2 separate regions of the Mus musculus genome follow, and region 2 is linked to region 1. The links are chromatin loops, found by intact Hi-C in ENCODE. Cell type or tissue: heart. All regions are shown on one strand.

Region 1 (8,000 bases):
AGCAATCTTCATTTACCAGATTTTTTCTTGATAACAAATACTGCAGTATTCCATGATGACTGAGATTCTCTTATATGCCCTGCCTCTAGTTGCTCCTGCACAAGTGAAGAGGTGGCTTCTAGTTTTTCTTTAGGTAAAGGCCACTGATCAACCCACACTGGAATATTATTAAGCCATTGAATTTTATCAACATGGGATGCAGGCAAGATAGTGGCCATTATGGAAAATACCCCAAGCTTCTAGTGTTAGAGTGGGGCTTAGGCCTTTCAAATGTCTTAATGTTTTGTCCTTCCTTTCCTAGCCCCTGACCAGGCAAAAATCCTTGTCTTAGCATTTGTTTAGTCATTACTTCATTAGGACTACACCTTGCAAGACCCATCTGTGACAAGAGATCTCTTCCCCAGAGGGTAATAGGCAAATGTGGCGTGACATAGGGTTGAATCTGTCCTGAATTGCCCTCCTCATCTCTCCAGGTTAGAAGTTTAGAACTTTGTTTTGTGTTTTTGACATAACCAATCCCTTGAAGGTGAGTGAGAGTATTAGATAAAGGCCAAGTTGATGGCCAATCTTGTCCTCTAATAATTATTACATCAGCCCCAGTATCTATTAATCTTTGAAAACTTTTTACTTCAATTATTAATTTAAGGTTAGATCTCTTACTAGAAATAGACACACATCAGGGAACCAAAGATACTCTGTCCTCTTTCACTCTTAATGAATTTGCAAGGTAGCAGATACATGGGAACTAAAATAAGTTGAGCGATTCTTTTGTCAGCAAGTACAGTTATAATGCCATGGGGGGAAGCAGACATAATTTTAATTTCTCCCTCATAATCATTATCTGTTAACACCTGAATAAATCTGCAATCCTTTAATAATAATGCTGCTTTGACCTAAGAGTAATCCCCAGGTCCCTGGAGGCCAAAAACTCTTGTAGGCAGCGTTTGAACTCCCATTTCTGGGGTCAATACTGAGTGGGAGGTGGAACTGAGGTCCAGTCCTACACTTCCTGGGGTTGCTCTGATAAGTTAAAAAAAAATGGATTTCCCTGGCTTGACAGCAAGCTTCATGGCCCCATAAGCTGCTTGGTGTGGATGTCTGGGGTCCTGAGGCTGGCCCCTCTGCTCGTTTCCCAACGTGGGACAGCCCTGAATATCTGTTTTAGATCTACATTCCCTGGCCCAATGATTATCCTTCTTGCATCGAGGACAAATTCCTGGGGTGTGACCTGATTGTCCGCTCATGCCCCTGTTCCTGGGACAATAATTTTTAAAATGACCCAAACTTCCACATTTAAAACATCCTGTATTCCCTCGTTTCTGTGAAAGCATCTCTTGCACAGTGGTCCCTTGTAAGGCAGCAGCCATAGTCAGACCCTGATTGTCTGAGGGTCCGATTTCTGCACAAAGATGAATGTGTCCAGATGAGTCTGCCTGTGCTTAGTATGGCCTGATAGAGGCTTGACATACCACATTAGCATTCTTATAAGCCAACTGTGTAACAAAAGGAACTCCTGCTTGAGGAACTCAAAAAATTCTGCCAGCTGCTTTTAGGAGCCTATCCACAAATTCCTGAAATAGTTCATCAGGAGCTTGTTTTTGTTTGTTTGTTTGTTTTTGTTGTTGTTTTGTTTTTCGAGACAGGGTTTCTCTATGCAATCCTGGCTGTCCTGGAACTCACTTGTTTGACACCAGATAGATTCCCACTGAGATCCCCTTTTGTCGGTAATTGATTCCAAGCATGGCAGGCAGACAGTGCAATCTGTGAGTATACTCCTACAGGTAGCCCAATCTGATTAGCATTAGCTTCATATTGACCCTCTCCTAGAAGCATGTTAATAGTCCAATCTGCCTGCCTGCCTGCCAGCCAATGTTACCTGCCTGAGCATTCATTGTAGCAGTTCTCTTACTTGCTTCACGCCATTCAGAACTCCAAAGTAAGTAATCTCCTCCTGACAAAGTAGCCTTACAAATAGTTTTCCTCACCTTGGGACGTTAAATTTGTCTCCATCACAGTATCCAACAAAGCTTGTGTAAAGGGAGCTGTAGGCCCATACTGTGCCACAGCTGTTTTTAATTCTTTTATCACTTTGAACTCCAACGTCTGATATTTTCTGACTCTATTGCCCTGCTGGTCAATTATCTCAATCAACTACAGGGAAAGATAGCAAGCACATCAGATGTACCTTGCCCTTCCCCTCGAGCCTGATCCACAGCTCTTTCTAGTTGTGATTGAGTATCTCAGAATCGTTGCTTTTTCCTGCCCCTGATACATGCTTGAGCTCCTGTAGCTCATTAGTCAACTTAATTCCAACTCTAACTTATATACTTGCATATCCATCTGGGCAGCATCTCCTGCAGTAGAGGTCATAGGCAGAGCAGAAGGTATGTAAGGAGGCCAATCCTCACCATATTTGGCAGCCCCTTTTTCTAAATGAGCTTCCTCCTCTGAAGCTAGCTCATCATCAGTGTCTCTGTACTTCTCTGATTTAGAGTTGAGAGAGCCTTTTTCTGAGGAAGCTCTCTGACAGGCAGTCCTCCTGAAGTTCTTCAAGCAATCCCTGGGAGTTAGCTAATGCCTCTGAGGTCTCTTCATCAACAGCATCTTTTATAAGTGCCCAGAGGCAGAGGACGATAGAGTCTTCCTGGGTGGTTCTCAGAACTTGTCCAATTTTCCCCCAGGTTTCCTTATCCAAAGTTCTTTCTTCTTAAAACCATGGGCAGCATGAATCTATCTGATCTAAAATGTTTTCTAACAGCTGTCTTTAAACCCTGCTCCTCTCACCTGAAGCAGCTCTTTGAGGCTGCAGACAAATGCCTGTTTAGAATTCCCCTATCCCATCTACACTGCCAACCCCTAGGTGAATTCAACACTTCTTCAACCTAGCCTGTATCCCCTTATTGCACCTCCTACAACAGGCTCCAAAAGATGAAATTTATGGCTAGCGCTAGCATTAATGCTTTTGTTGCTTACCACTGTGCAGGATTCAATTACTTCTATTTTCTGTGGATCCATCAAGACAGCGTTTCTCAGTTGAAATCGCCCCCCACCCCACCCCGGTGTGCTCAGTCCCCTCGTTTGGGTGCCACCTGTAGCTGTCCAGCAGCCAAGGAGAACTGGGTGCCTGAAAGGGGGCTGGAAATGAAAAAGGATGGGTGGGTGAGAGAGGATGAAGCCAAGACAAAGTTTTCTGATTCAAGGCTCAAAGTTTAATACTCAGCTTTGTGTTTATATAGGGAAAACCCACAGACCCAACCTTTGTTTCAGCTGGATTATGTTGCTTTGCTTCAACTGGATTATGTTGCAAAGCAAGCTCGGCAGGCAATCTGCTTCTATAGGAAACTGCAGGTGCTACAAGGTGGAAGACCTCCACCTAGGTGGGAAGACTCCACCCTGGGTCAGCTATGCCAATGGAAGACCAACTGTGGCAAACAATTAAGGTCTGTTTAGCCTGCTCAAGGCTGGGGGAAGGGCATAAGGTGTTACAGGAATATGGGGAGAGTGGAAGAGAGGAAATGGGAGATAAAGGTCAATTCCATCATTTCATTGTGTACATGTATGAAATTATCAGAAATAAAGGAAACATTTATGTCACCCTGCTATTAGGGAAACAGAGACGTGTTGGAAGAATGAAATCTTTCTGGTTCTACTAACCAATGATGATGACAATGACAGAAGCTGGTCTGTCCATCTCTCCACAGTTTCAGGGAATCCAGTCAGTGTCATTCCAACACTGACCACTAGAGTGTTCCCTAAAGGTGTCTGGATAGTCAGTGCTCCATTGTGGATGAACAGATTTTTTGTTTTTAAAAAAAATTACACACACAAACACACACACCTCCATGATGTGTGTGTGTGGAGGTTAGAGGACAATTTGCTGTATTCAGTTCTTGTCTTTCAGTAGGAGTTCAGTTATTGAATTCTCTTGGCAGCAAGTGAGCCATCTTGCTGGCTCCTGAAAAAAGCTGTCCCCTTCTGGGTTCTAGCTCTTGTCCTAAGGGAGAACATCCCCCCCACCCCCCTTTCTGGAACTGTTTTCCTCATCTGAAAAAATGGGTGGGGTGTTTTCGAGCCTTCACAGAGTGCCTTTTCCTGGTGCAGAAGGCCATAGCCCAGGTCAGAAAGTGGGGATAAAGAATCCTGGAAGGTTCAAAAATATGCTGCGTATGTCTTTCCATATTATTTTTATTTTTTTATTTTTTGGTTTTTCGAGACAGGGTATCTCTGCGTAGCCCAGCTTGTCCTGGAACTCACTTTGTAGACCAGGCTGGCCTCGAACTCAGAAATCCGCCTGCCTCTGCCTCCCGAGTGCTGGGATTAAAGGCGTACGCCACCACGCCCAGCTTATGTCTTACCATTTTAAAGATGGTGCTGGAGGACTTCATTCAGCTGAAGAACAAGGCTGCACCTAACAGGGCCGCTCCCTATGGGGCAAATATTTAAACACATGAATCTATGGAGGCTATACCTATTCAAACCACCCCAGAAAGGGAGGATGCCTCCCACCATGTCCTGTCTTCTACGCACTGCCCCCCTTCTCTCTGCGTGTCACAGAGATGCAGGGACTGGCAGATGCCCAACATGACCTAGCTTTTATTCCCACACTCCCTACAAAAATCATGAAACAGACTTTAAGATTTATTGGGGAGTGTTGGGGGTGGGGAGCACAAAAGGCTGCTTCCAAGTGAGGATGGGAAGGAGGGAGTGTTGGGGAACTAAACCCAGGGCTACTAAACTATTGAATGACACCCCAGGGAAAGTCAATTTTCAAAGCAACATTCATGAGCAAACAGAGCTCCACACAGTGGCAGTGTTGGAGCCAAGGATATGCATCTGAGGCAGCATTATAGCTAAGTGAAAGCATAGCTAAGTGAAAGCATTCCCCAGACATGGATGCCAATGGGGCTGGAGAGAGGGTCCAACACTAGCTCTTACAGAGCGCCTACTTTTGGTTTTCAGCACCCATGTCAGGTGGCATAAAGCCACCTCTAAGTTCAGCTAGAGGGGATCCAATGCTATTTTTCTGGCACTTGAACACACATACACTCACTCTCCCCCATTATAACAAACATACTATTTGTGTATAAATGAGTAAACTTTGTGCTGAAAAAGTAAAATTTATATTAGAAAAGAAACATGGAATATATTAAAATGATAAAGTGCAGCCATAACTATCCAGTGACAAAATCTGGTACAACTTGCAGGCTTTCCCATCTGTGTCCAAATTCCCAATGACTTTGGGAATAATGATAATGACTTTGATGAGTGATTGCCTAGGCTATAATAGGCTTGGGCTTGTTCCCCAACTAGCTTTGGCTTAATTAACCCATTTACTGTGTTCTAAGTCCTGCCACATGGCTAGTTCTCGCTCCTCAGTTCATGTGACTGTCTCTATCATCTCCTCCTGTACCTGACTCTATCCCAGAATCTACTCTCCCTGCCACAACTCTCACCTACTTTTTGCCTAAGCTAATAGGCCAACAGCTTTTTAAATTTTATTTTGGACAGGTGATGCTTCCATACAATACATAAGAGTCTCTACAAACTGGACAATTTTCAAAGTCATTTTTATTTTAAAAAATTAACCACAAAAGTACTTAAAATTATGATTAAATGTCTGCATATTTGAACTATATTTTACACTTATTGTATACACACGTGCCACGGCACGTGTGGAGGTCAGAAGGCAACCTAAAGCAGTTGGTCCTTTTCACCTTTTCTAGGACTTGAACTCAAGTCATCAGGGTAGGCAGCAAGCTCCTTAATCCACCAAGCCATCTTGCCAGCTCTTGAAATACATTTCAATTTACTGTAGGATCTAACTTTGTTAAGGTGCAATAAATAAGAATTTGTCAACAAGGAAAAACACTCCCATTGAATACACACATAGCCTGGGAATCTTGCAGACAGCTATGGTCCCACTTAGACTGGAGACTGAAAGTGGAACCAGGTAGGTTCAGATAAACAGATATTTCAGCATGACTCACTCTGCCCTCAACAAATAGATATTAAAACCACCGAGAAACGATTGCTTAAAACCCATAAATGGGATTGAAAGATGTAGGAGCTATGGACTGGGAGTGTGCTGCTTGCTGGACAAGGGGGCAGCTGTTTTGTTCTTCAACACACTGAAGCTTTGGCTAAGAAAAGGGGATGGGGTGGGGAATGCACATGAAGGTGGGAGGGAGAAATGTTGAGTGTCTTGGGGTAGATATAATCAAGGCAGTATGCACATTTGAAATTGTAGACTAAACAAAACCCCAAAAATACCAACCGAATTATGACTAAGAATCAAAAGTCCACAGTATACTGACACATTTAGCACTGAGCAACTGAGAGAAGCCACAGGACACTGTCATGTTTCCCATGGTGGCTGGCTTCTAGGCAGCACTGGGACCAACAGGTTTTATACTTCTTAGGTTCGTGAGATTTGGAAACTCATTTCATGGGTTTGAAAACATTTGTTAACTTGGTAAGAATCCAGCTATTCCATTTACAGAGTTTGGGTCTGTGGTGGTTTGCATACGTACTAAGGCTGCACCTTTCTTAAGACTTTCTCACACTGCTAAAATCCAAGGTGAAATGGGAGAGGCCAACAGCCATAGATTTTTCTCTCTTCACCAGGTCTTCCCACGTATGCTAGCAAGGATGGTCAGAAAGCTTTCCCAAGGTCTCTATGTGGAAATCATCTTCAGTAAGTCTTCAGAGCTGAAATGCTTCCTGATAGTCTTTCAACTTAGAGAGTTTTGGCACGTCCAACTGTGGCATGTACTGAGACTTTGGCACACATACTGCATTCATAGGCTCGTTTTCCAGTGTGAAATTTTTTGTTTCTTAATGAGGAGCTAGAATGTGTAGAGCTCTTTTATATATTTAAATTATACTTAAAACTATCCCTCTCTAATTAACTATGTGTAGTCATGTGTCTCCGAAGACTTTTGGAATATGAGAACACCTTACCACACTCCTTACATTCATAGGACTGCCTTTTGTGTGTTCTCATGTGATTTTGAATGTAACTGGAACAACTAAAGGCTTTCCCACATTCCTTACATTCATAGGGCTTCTCTCCAGTGTGAGTAGTCTCGTGGTTGCGTAAGGAAGAAATGTATTTAAAGGCTTTCCCACATTGTTTACATTCATAAAGTTTTTCTTCGTTGTGACTTTTTTTGTGGTTTCGAAGGGAATAGACGTAGGGATAAGCTTTCCCACACACTTCACATTTGTAAGGCCAGGCTCCACTGTGAGTCCCTAAATGTCTTCTGGCACAGTGGCCAGAAGTGAATGTCTTTCCGCACTGCATACATTCATAAGGTTTCTCTCCAGTGTGAATTCGCTTGTGTGCTTGAACATGGCTGGAATGTCTGAAGGTTTTCCCACATTGCTTACATTCAAAAGGTTTCTCCCCAGTGTGAGTCCTTTTATGCAGTTGAAAAGAACAGTATCTCATGAATGCTTTCCCGCAGTGTTTACATTCATAAAGTTTTTCTGTTGTATGAAGCCTTTTATGCATGTCTAGGGAACTGGCAGTCCAGAACATTCTTCCACATTCCTTACATTCAGGTATCTCTCCAGAGTGAATTGTTTTATGTTCCCTAAGGGCAACAGCATTAGGGAACGCTTCTCTACATACCACGCATTTATGCCTGTCTACACTGTGAGTTAGCATATGCCTTTCAGCACAGTGCCGGTAACTGAAGGCTTTCTCACAATACTTACATTTATATGGTTTCCCTCCAGCGTGGGTCTTTTTATGTTTTTTAAGGGAGCCAAGGCACGTAAAGGCTTTATCACATACTTTACATTCATAGTATTTCTTTACATATTTCTGATAGTCACATGGTCTGTATTTAGAGTTAGATGTAGTGTGCCTCTTCAGGGATGATTGACTGGCAGTGTGACATTCAGGAAGCTTTGGCTGGGCAACCGTTTCTCCACATGGGTCACTGTTTTTAAGGTCACAGTCTCTCTTTACCAATTGGACTCTGTAAAAATTGAGA
Region 2 (8,000 bases), 64 kb after region 1:
ATATAAATGAGGGGAATGGCATTGCTAGAAGAGGATCAGATATATTGAGTTAATATAAGTATTTCTCAATATATCTTTATCCAGTTGACTACTAACCCAAAAGATATCTACATATAAATAAAGAGTATATCACATAAAGAATGTGAACTGAATGAGCTGAACATTTTTCAAAACAAGAGTACTGAGCAAAAATGTCTAAACAAAATAACGTTATGTGGCTTCATTACCCTGATATCACAAATAGATCACCCAGAAATAGAGACAGACAGACAGACAGATCAACTGAGGAACTTCAGAGTTAAACTGCATCATAGATCATGCACCTAACAGCCTTTTACTCCTTTTACTCTATCAAACAAGTGCAGAACACATGCTCTTCTCAGCATCAGATGAAAGCTTCTCCAAAATACATCACCTACTAGGTGATAAGGCATTAGTAAATCAAAATACATTTTAAAAAGCCAACTAACAGAGCAACCAACCAAACACACCCCCCCCAACCAAAAAACACTCTGAAATGCTTTCTTGCATTGTACAAGATCAAAAATAGTCAACTTGCAAAATACTTAATTTGGAAAAACTATTAAGAAATCTAAGTCCAGGAAGACAGCTTAGTTTTTATCCTGCTCGCCACCTAAACATAAAAAACTAATTTCTGATCCCTAGTGCTCACATACAAAGTTGGCCATGGTGGCACACACCAGTGATGGGTACTTAGAAGGCTTGTACTGTGAAACTATTAGAGGAAAACAAAAATGTAGCCAAACTGCTCTGTAAAATGTATATATGATAATAAACAGCTCTGTAGAATGTATATATGACAATAAACTGCTCTGTAGAATGTATATATGATAATAGAAATAAACGAAAGGAAATCTTTACTTGGAAACATGCTCACATTTTTCCCTTTCCCATGAATAGAAATCAAATTATATACTGAAATGGAAAAGGCAAAAATCAAGAATTCAAAATCGCATAACTGACCTCAGATGCAAGACAGTCTTTGATAATATTAAACACCATGTCATGATAAGAGCTCAGAATCTAGTAGGCACAGAAGAATCATACATTAACATAGTAAAGGTCTGTATGACAGACACACATTAGTAATAACATTCTAAATGAAGGGGGCAAAACCTGAATGCATTGTCTCAAAAACCATAAAAAAACCAAAACCCACTAAGTGACTATTCACTACTCTTCTTGAATATAATATTAAACTATTAGCCAGAGAATTATGCAAGCAAAGGCAATAACAGGTATATAAATCAGAAAGGAGGAAGTCAAACCATCTTTGTTTCAATACATAAAGAGGAAAACCCAAACCTGTTACTGTAGTGTACACCAGGAGTCCCAGTATGTGGGAGGCTAAGAAAGCAGGGTTAAGAGTTCCAGGTCAGCCAGGCGTACACAGTTATACTGTCTGTGTAAAAAGTAACAAACAAACAAACAAACAAACAAACAAACAAACAAAAAAGGTATAAACCGGGTGTGGTGGCGCACACTTTTAATCCCAGCATTCAGGAGGCAGAGGCAGGCAGATTTCTGAGTTCGAGGCCAGCCTGGTCTACAAAGTGAGTTCTAGGACAGCCAGGGCTATAGAGAGAAACCCTGTCTCGAAAAAACCAACCAACCAACCAACCAACCAACCAAACAAACAAAAGTAACACATATCTGAGAAAACTAAGGAGAGTCCAAAAGATTACACCAAAAAGGCTTATATTATAAAGTATTTAGCAAGGGTACAAAATCAACACACAATGCCAGTATATTTTCTCTCAGCAAGTAATGAACTATCTCAGAGATACACTGTTAGAAAGTCATAATGCCTATACACATAAACTAAAATGCCCAAATTAAATGATGATGAGAAAATGTTCTACAAAGGCAGCTTTAGGTCACTGAAGAAAAAAATAAAGAGAAAGAAAGAGAGGATTTGGAGTTGGGTGGGCAGAGAGGTGGAGAGATTGGGGAGGAGTTGGGGAGAGGAAAAGTGTAATCAGAATATATTGTGTGAATTTTTTTTCAATTAAAAAAAATAAAGAAATTAAACACGACACTAGAAAAGACTACCATGATCATGGATTAGGAGAATCAATATTGCTAAAATAATTCAAAGTTGTAATTCAGATTCAATGAAATTTCCATTAAATAATCACATTTTACACACAACTAGCAACAGTTCTTAAAATTGCTATGACAGTGCAACAGACCCGGGGGGAGCCCAAGATATCCTCAGCAAAAAAAGAGCACACTGTGCAGATCTGTAATGAAAATAAACAGAACAGAACAGAACAGAACAGAACAGAACAGAACGAAGCAAAACCCGACAGAGTAGTGTCATAAATATTGATGTACAGTCCATTGGAAAAGAGAAAATAAAAATAAGCCCATACGTTCAGCCAACTGATTCTCAACAAAGGTGCCAAAAATATATACCAGAGAAAGCACCAATAAAATAATGGTGTTAATGCTGGATTTCTACATGATGTTTGAAACTAGACTCTGATCCTAGAGAAAAACCAATTCACAAATTGTTCACTTGTTGCCTGAAAATGACTGGCTGCTCAGAAAAGACAAAACACTATTAAGCACGATCAAACCCGTACCTTAATACTGTTGACATATCCCTCCAAGCAAAGCCCTTCTCTTCTAGCCACCGCTTGACACGTTTCACACTTTTTATCTCGGGCCTTCTCCCTATTTCTAACAGTCCTTTCAAATAAAGTCATGTCTCAGCATTAAAGAAGTTGAATCCCTACAAACCGCCCAACTGCATCACAGATGGCCACACTCCTTGCACCCCCATGTTGCTCACGGGGACCTGTGGATCGCCCGGTCCAGTGAGTTTGGCAATGTGGGGACGGGCCTGGGAACCGAGGGATTTCAATTGTCAATCAAGCAGCAACAACAAAAGCATTTGGATGGAGAAGACATTCAAGGATTCCAGAATCCGCTTCCCATGGACCGGAAAGACTGGGAAATCAGGTTCTACTAGGCAAAACAAAGCAGCGGCACATCGCCCCCGCGCGGCTCCCGTACCGCCAACACAGCTGGCCGCGCAGTCCAGGAGTCGCGCGCGCAGCTGCAGTCTTTGCCGTGGTTCCCGTACCGAGGGACTCGCCTGCATTCCCCGCATCCCCGATGCTCACCATAGCTGAGCTCCGGACCTCAAGCAGCCTCACGCGGCTCCAGGGTGGAGCGGCCTGAGGTCCAGCGACCCCAAACTCCCTCAGCGGACTGGACTGAGAGAGCAGTGACAATGGCGTTGCCAGGAAGAAAGATGGCGGGTGAAGAACTTCCGCTCTGTTCTCCGGGCCTCCAGCGACCTGACTCTGATACTGGGTTTGACGGTCATGAGAAACCTGAAGCTGAACAGTTTGGCACTCAACTGAGAACAGAGTCGCAACTATGGTAGCACCAGAAAGAAAGATGGCGGTGATGCTCTTCCGCTTTGCCTGACCCCAGTCTTGATTGGATCACTTATCTCATAACTGTTTTGGGGAGGGTCAATGTTACACTGCAGGGTAGAACAATACAGCACTCCCTGAGCTGACCGTACAGTTTAGCGACTTTGGCACCAGAAAGAAAAATGGAGTTAAGGAACTTCCCACTGGTGCTCTTGACCCATACACAGAGCCCCTTGTGATGTTGTATGTTGTCAAAAGACCCTTACAAAGACCACAGAGACCGCCATCGTTGCAAAACGCATGAGGATTTTACTTGTCCAACATGTTGGGGAACACCCTCTCAGCACCAGGCCAGAGGAGAGATCCAGAACAAAGGAACACACTTTTTATTACCTTTGTAAGGGCCGGATCTAGGCACCAGGGTAGTTTGGCTTATTTTAATTGGTGTAGCCAATAACCTTTTTGGACATTGGTTGATTTGTATAGGGTGACTCTCATTTTGTCTGTCCTTGTGGTTTTTAGTGTAAGGCAGGGCAGGGGCATTGTTAATCTTGTTCTGGCAGCTGTAAGCTTAGTCATTTTGACCGTTAAAACTATGTTTCTATATTTGTTTAGCCAGCCAGCTTCTTTATCTGGCTCTGTACTTGGCCTGGTAGTACAGTTTGGAAAGTCCTTTTGAAGGGGGAAGGTACTAGGTAGTCTTGAATTTATTTTGGATATTACAGTGACACGATAAAGAATCCTTACCTAACTGGAACGAAAACAAGCACTCCAGAGTTAGCCATTTCCAGAACTGTCTAGTTTAAAATAAAAATGAGTGAATGAATGAATGAATGAATGAATAAATAGTGCAGAATTCTGTCAGACCTTCAAAGAGGAGCTAATACCAATTCTCTTCCACAAAATAGAAACAGAAGGAACACTACCTACTTCATTCTATGAAGCCACAGTTATGTTGATACCAAAACCACACAATGACTCAACAAGAAAGAGAACTTTAGACCAATTTCCCTTATGAATATTGATGTAAAAATACTCAATAAAATTCTTGCAAACTGAGTCCAAGAACACATCAAAACAATAACTCACCATGATCAAGTAGGCTTCATCCCAGGGATGCAGGGATGGTTCAACATGTGAAAATCCATCAATGTAATCCACTATATAAACAAAACTCAAAGAAAAAAAAAACACATGATGATCTCATTAGATGCTGAAAAAGCACTCAAGAAAATACAACACCTGTTCATGTTAAAAGTCTTGGAAAGATCAGGAATTCAAGGCCCATACCTAAACATAGTAAAAGCAGTATATAGCAAACCAATAGCCGACATCAAACTAAATGGAGAGAAACTTGAAGCAATCCCAGTAAAATCAGGAACTAGACAAGACTGTCCACTCTCTCCTTATCTATTCAATATAGTACTAGAAGTTCTAGCCAGAGCAACAAAAGGAGGTTAAAGAGATACAAATTTGAAAGCAAGAAGTCAGAATATCACTATTTGCAGAAGATAGTATACTTAAGTATGATAGTATACTTAAGTGACCCCAAAAATTCCACCAGATAATTCTTCAGCTGATAAACAACTTCAGCAAAGTTAGTTGCTGGATATAAAATTATCTCAAATCAGTAAACCTTCCTCTACTCAAAGGATAAACAGGCTAAAAAAGACATTAGGAAAATGACACCCTTCACAATAGTCACAAATAATATAAAATATCTTGGTGTGATTCTAACCATTCAATGGAAAGATCTGTATGACAAGAACTTCAAGTCTCCGAAGAAAGAAATCGAAGAACATCTCAGAAGATGGAAAGACCTCCCATGCTCATGGATTGGCAGGATTAACATAGTAAAAATGGCTATCTCACCAATAGCAATCAACAGATTCAATGCAATGCCTCATCAAAATTCCAACTCAATTCTTCACAGAGATAGAGCAATTCTCAAATTCACTTGGAACAACAACAACAACAACAACAACAACAAAAAACACAGGATAGAAAAAAAAAAACTATTCCAAACAATAGGAGAACATCTGAGAGAAATCACCATCCCTGACCTTAAGCTCTACTACAGAGCAATTGTAATAAAAACCTCATAATATTGCTACAGAGCTAGGCAAGAAGATCAATGGAATAGAGTTGAAGACCCAGAAATGAACCTACACACCTATGGTTAATTGATCTTTGACAAAGGAACTAAAACCATCCAAGGAGAAAAAGATACCCTTTTCAACAAATGGTGCTGGCTTAAATGGTGGTAGGCATGTAAAAAAAATGCAAATTGATTCATTTGTATCTCCTTGTACAAAGCTCAAGTCCAAGTAGATCAAAGACACATAAAACCAGATACACTGCTGGGGGTGTTGGCACATGCCCTTAATCCCAGCACTTGGGAGGCAGAGGCAGGCAGATTTCTGAGTTCGAGGCCAGCCTGGTCTACAGAGTGAGTTCCAGGACAGCCAAGGCTATACAGAGAAACCCTGTCTCAAAAAAACAAAAACAAAAACAAAAAAACAAAACAAAACAAAACAAAACAAAAAACAACCAACCAACCAAACACCCAGATACACTGAATCTATTAGAAGAGAAATTGGGAAAGAACCACAAACACATTGGCACAGGGGAAATTTTCCTGAACAGAACACCAATGACCCAGACTCTAAGATCAACTATAGACAAATGGGATCTCATAAAATTAAAAAACTTCTGCAAGGCAAAGGACACTGTCATCAGTACAAAATGGCAACCTACAGATTGGGAAAAGATTTTTACCAATCCTACATCTGATACAAGACTAATATCCAATAAGTACAAAGAACTCAAGAAGCTAGACTCCAGAGAACCAAATAAATGTATTTTTAAAATGGTGTACAGAGCTAAACAAAGAATTCTCAACTGAGGAATCTTGAATGGCCAAGAAATGGAGCAGGGACTGAATGAATAGCCAATCAGTGACTGGCCCAACTTGGGATCCATCCCATGAGTGGGCACCAAACTCTGACACTACTACTGATGCCATGTTGTGCTTGCAGACAGGAGCCTAGCATGGCTGTCTTCTGAGAGGCTCTACTTATCAGCTGACTGAGACAGATGCAGATACTTCCAGCCAGGCATTGGACTGAGGTCTGGTCCCCTATGGAAGAGTTAGGGGAAGAATTGAAAGAACTGAAGGGGATGGTAACCCTATAAGAAGACCAAGTGTGTCAGCTCACCTGGAACTCTGGGAGCTCCCAGAGACTACGCCACCAACCAAAAAGCATACATGGGCTAGTCCAAGGCCCCTGGAGAATATGTAGCTGAGGACTGCCTTGTCTGGCTTCATAGGGAGAAGATGCTCCTAATCCTGTAGAGACATGATGCTCCAGGTATGAGGGATGCCCAAGTGGGCACCCTCTCAGAGGCAAAGGGAATGGGAGATGGAGGAGAAAGAATTCTGTGAGGGGGACAGGAAGGGGGCAACACACGAGATGTAGAGAAATAAAATACAAAAATTATTTTTATATGTATGGTTGTTTCGCCTGGTGCCTGCAGAATCTAGAAGAGAGTGTTGGACTCCCTGGAATTGCAGATAACTGTGAGTCACCATGTGGTGGTGTGTGGGGAATTGCAGGCTTGTCTCCAGTTGAGCTTAGGTCTGAACCCTGAAGGGTGATAATTCACCTTCATGACAGGTAGGCGTTCCCTCATGCTCCTGGAACTCTGGCTCCTGCCTAAGTTACCGCCCCCCCCACAGTTCCCATAAGAGAAGCATGGCTAGAAGTCACTTAGGCAATGACCCAAGCTTCTGACCTTCAGGCTAAACTCCTCCCCAGTTACCTAGCAACAATAAGATAAGACAGCATACTTTAAAAGGGGCTGTTAGGCCCCCACCTCGCTCTCTTCTCATTCTCTTACCTCTTACTCCTCTCTCTCACCCCCTTCTCTCTTTGTCTTCTCTCCTCTCCTCTCTCCCTCTTACTCTCTCTCTAGCCTTCTCTCTCTCCTCTCTCTTTCTACCTTCTCTCTTTCCTCCTGTGTTGCGCCCACCTTGGCCGGCAAGGAAGACACAGCACGGTCGGAGTCTTCTCAACAGCCTTTATTGCAGGAATGCCTCCATGCTACTACAGGGACCCTGGGCACCCAGGGAGGTCTGCTTATATGCACCCCAGCACAGGGAAAGGCTTCGTGTCCTCCTGGGATAGGTTGAACCGCTGTCACCTAATTAGCATGTACCTGCTCGGGAGGGGTTGGTGCCAGACTCAGGCTTACGCCTGCGCAGTGGTGCTGTTTATGACAATGGCACACCGGAAACCGGCGCCATCTTAGAGTTGGCTTCCTACACCCCTGCCTTGCAACAATAAAGCTCTAAAACCATAAACTGTCTCTGCTCATCAAAGCTGCACTCACTCTCGCAGGTATTGGGAACCTCTTCCCTCGTCCCTCTCTCCCATAACCCCAGGGCTTTAGCAAAGTAGCTCCGGGACTCTCAGGTAGGGCTGCCTTTTGCCACCCCCCAAAGAGTGGGTCAGAGGCTTAGATGCTCACCCGGGAATGAGTGGAAGGTAGATAGCAGCCTTCCCAGGCCTGACAGACCAGAAAATAGGT

Evidence for each region. A loop is a pair of places that touch in the nucleus more often than their neighbours do. Peaks named below come from ENCODE experiments on the same cell type or tissue, not always from the same donor. Only the 100,000 strongest peaks of a DNase experiment are listed, where the experiment ranks them.
Region 2: it touches region 1 in a loop (5-fold over the local background); 8 of 42 quality-filtered maps call a loop at or near these places.

Annotation. Positions count from the first base shown.
Region 1 is chr8:71,967,884-71,975,883 of GRCm38, reverse strand. It overlaps Zfp961 (zinc finger protein 961), which reads right to left. Exons shown (of 4, transcript NM_001164581.1): 4 at 5,551-7,985. The coding sequence ends at 6,905. Among named protein-coding and RNA genes, the nearest start is that of Zfp961, 21 kb to the right of the region's middle. In heart, CTCF peaks have their summits at 2,643 and 3,728; no DNase peak of the experiment used is centred here.
Region 2 is chr8:71,903,891-71,911,890 of GRCm38, reverse strand. It overlaps Zfp882 (zinc finger protein 882), which reads right to left and starts at 3,285. Exons shown (of 3, transcript NM_001166645.1): 1 at 3,153-3,285. The coding sequence starts at 3,155. In heart, a CTCF peak has its summit at 3,049; DNase peaks (open chromatin) are centred at 3,040 and 3,280; H3K4me3 peaks cover 1,645 bases; H3K27ac peaks cover 1,186 bases.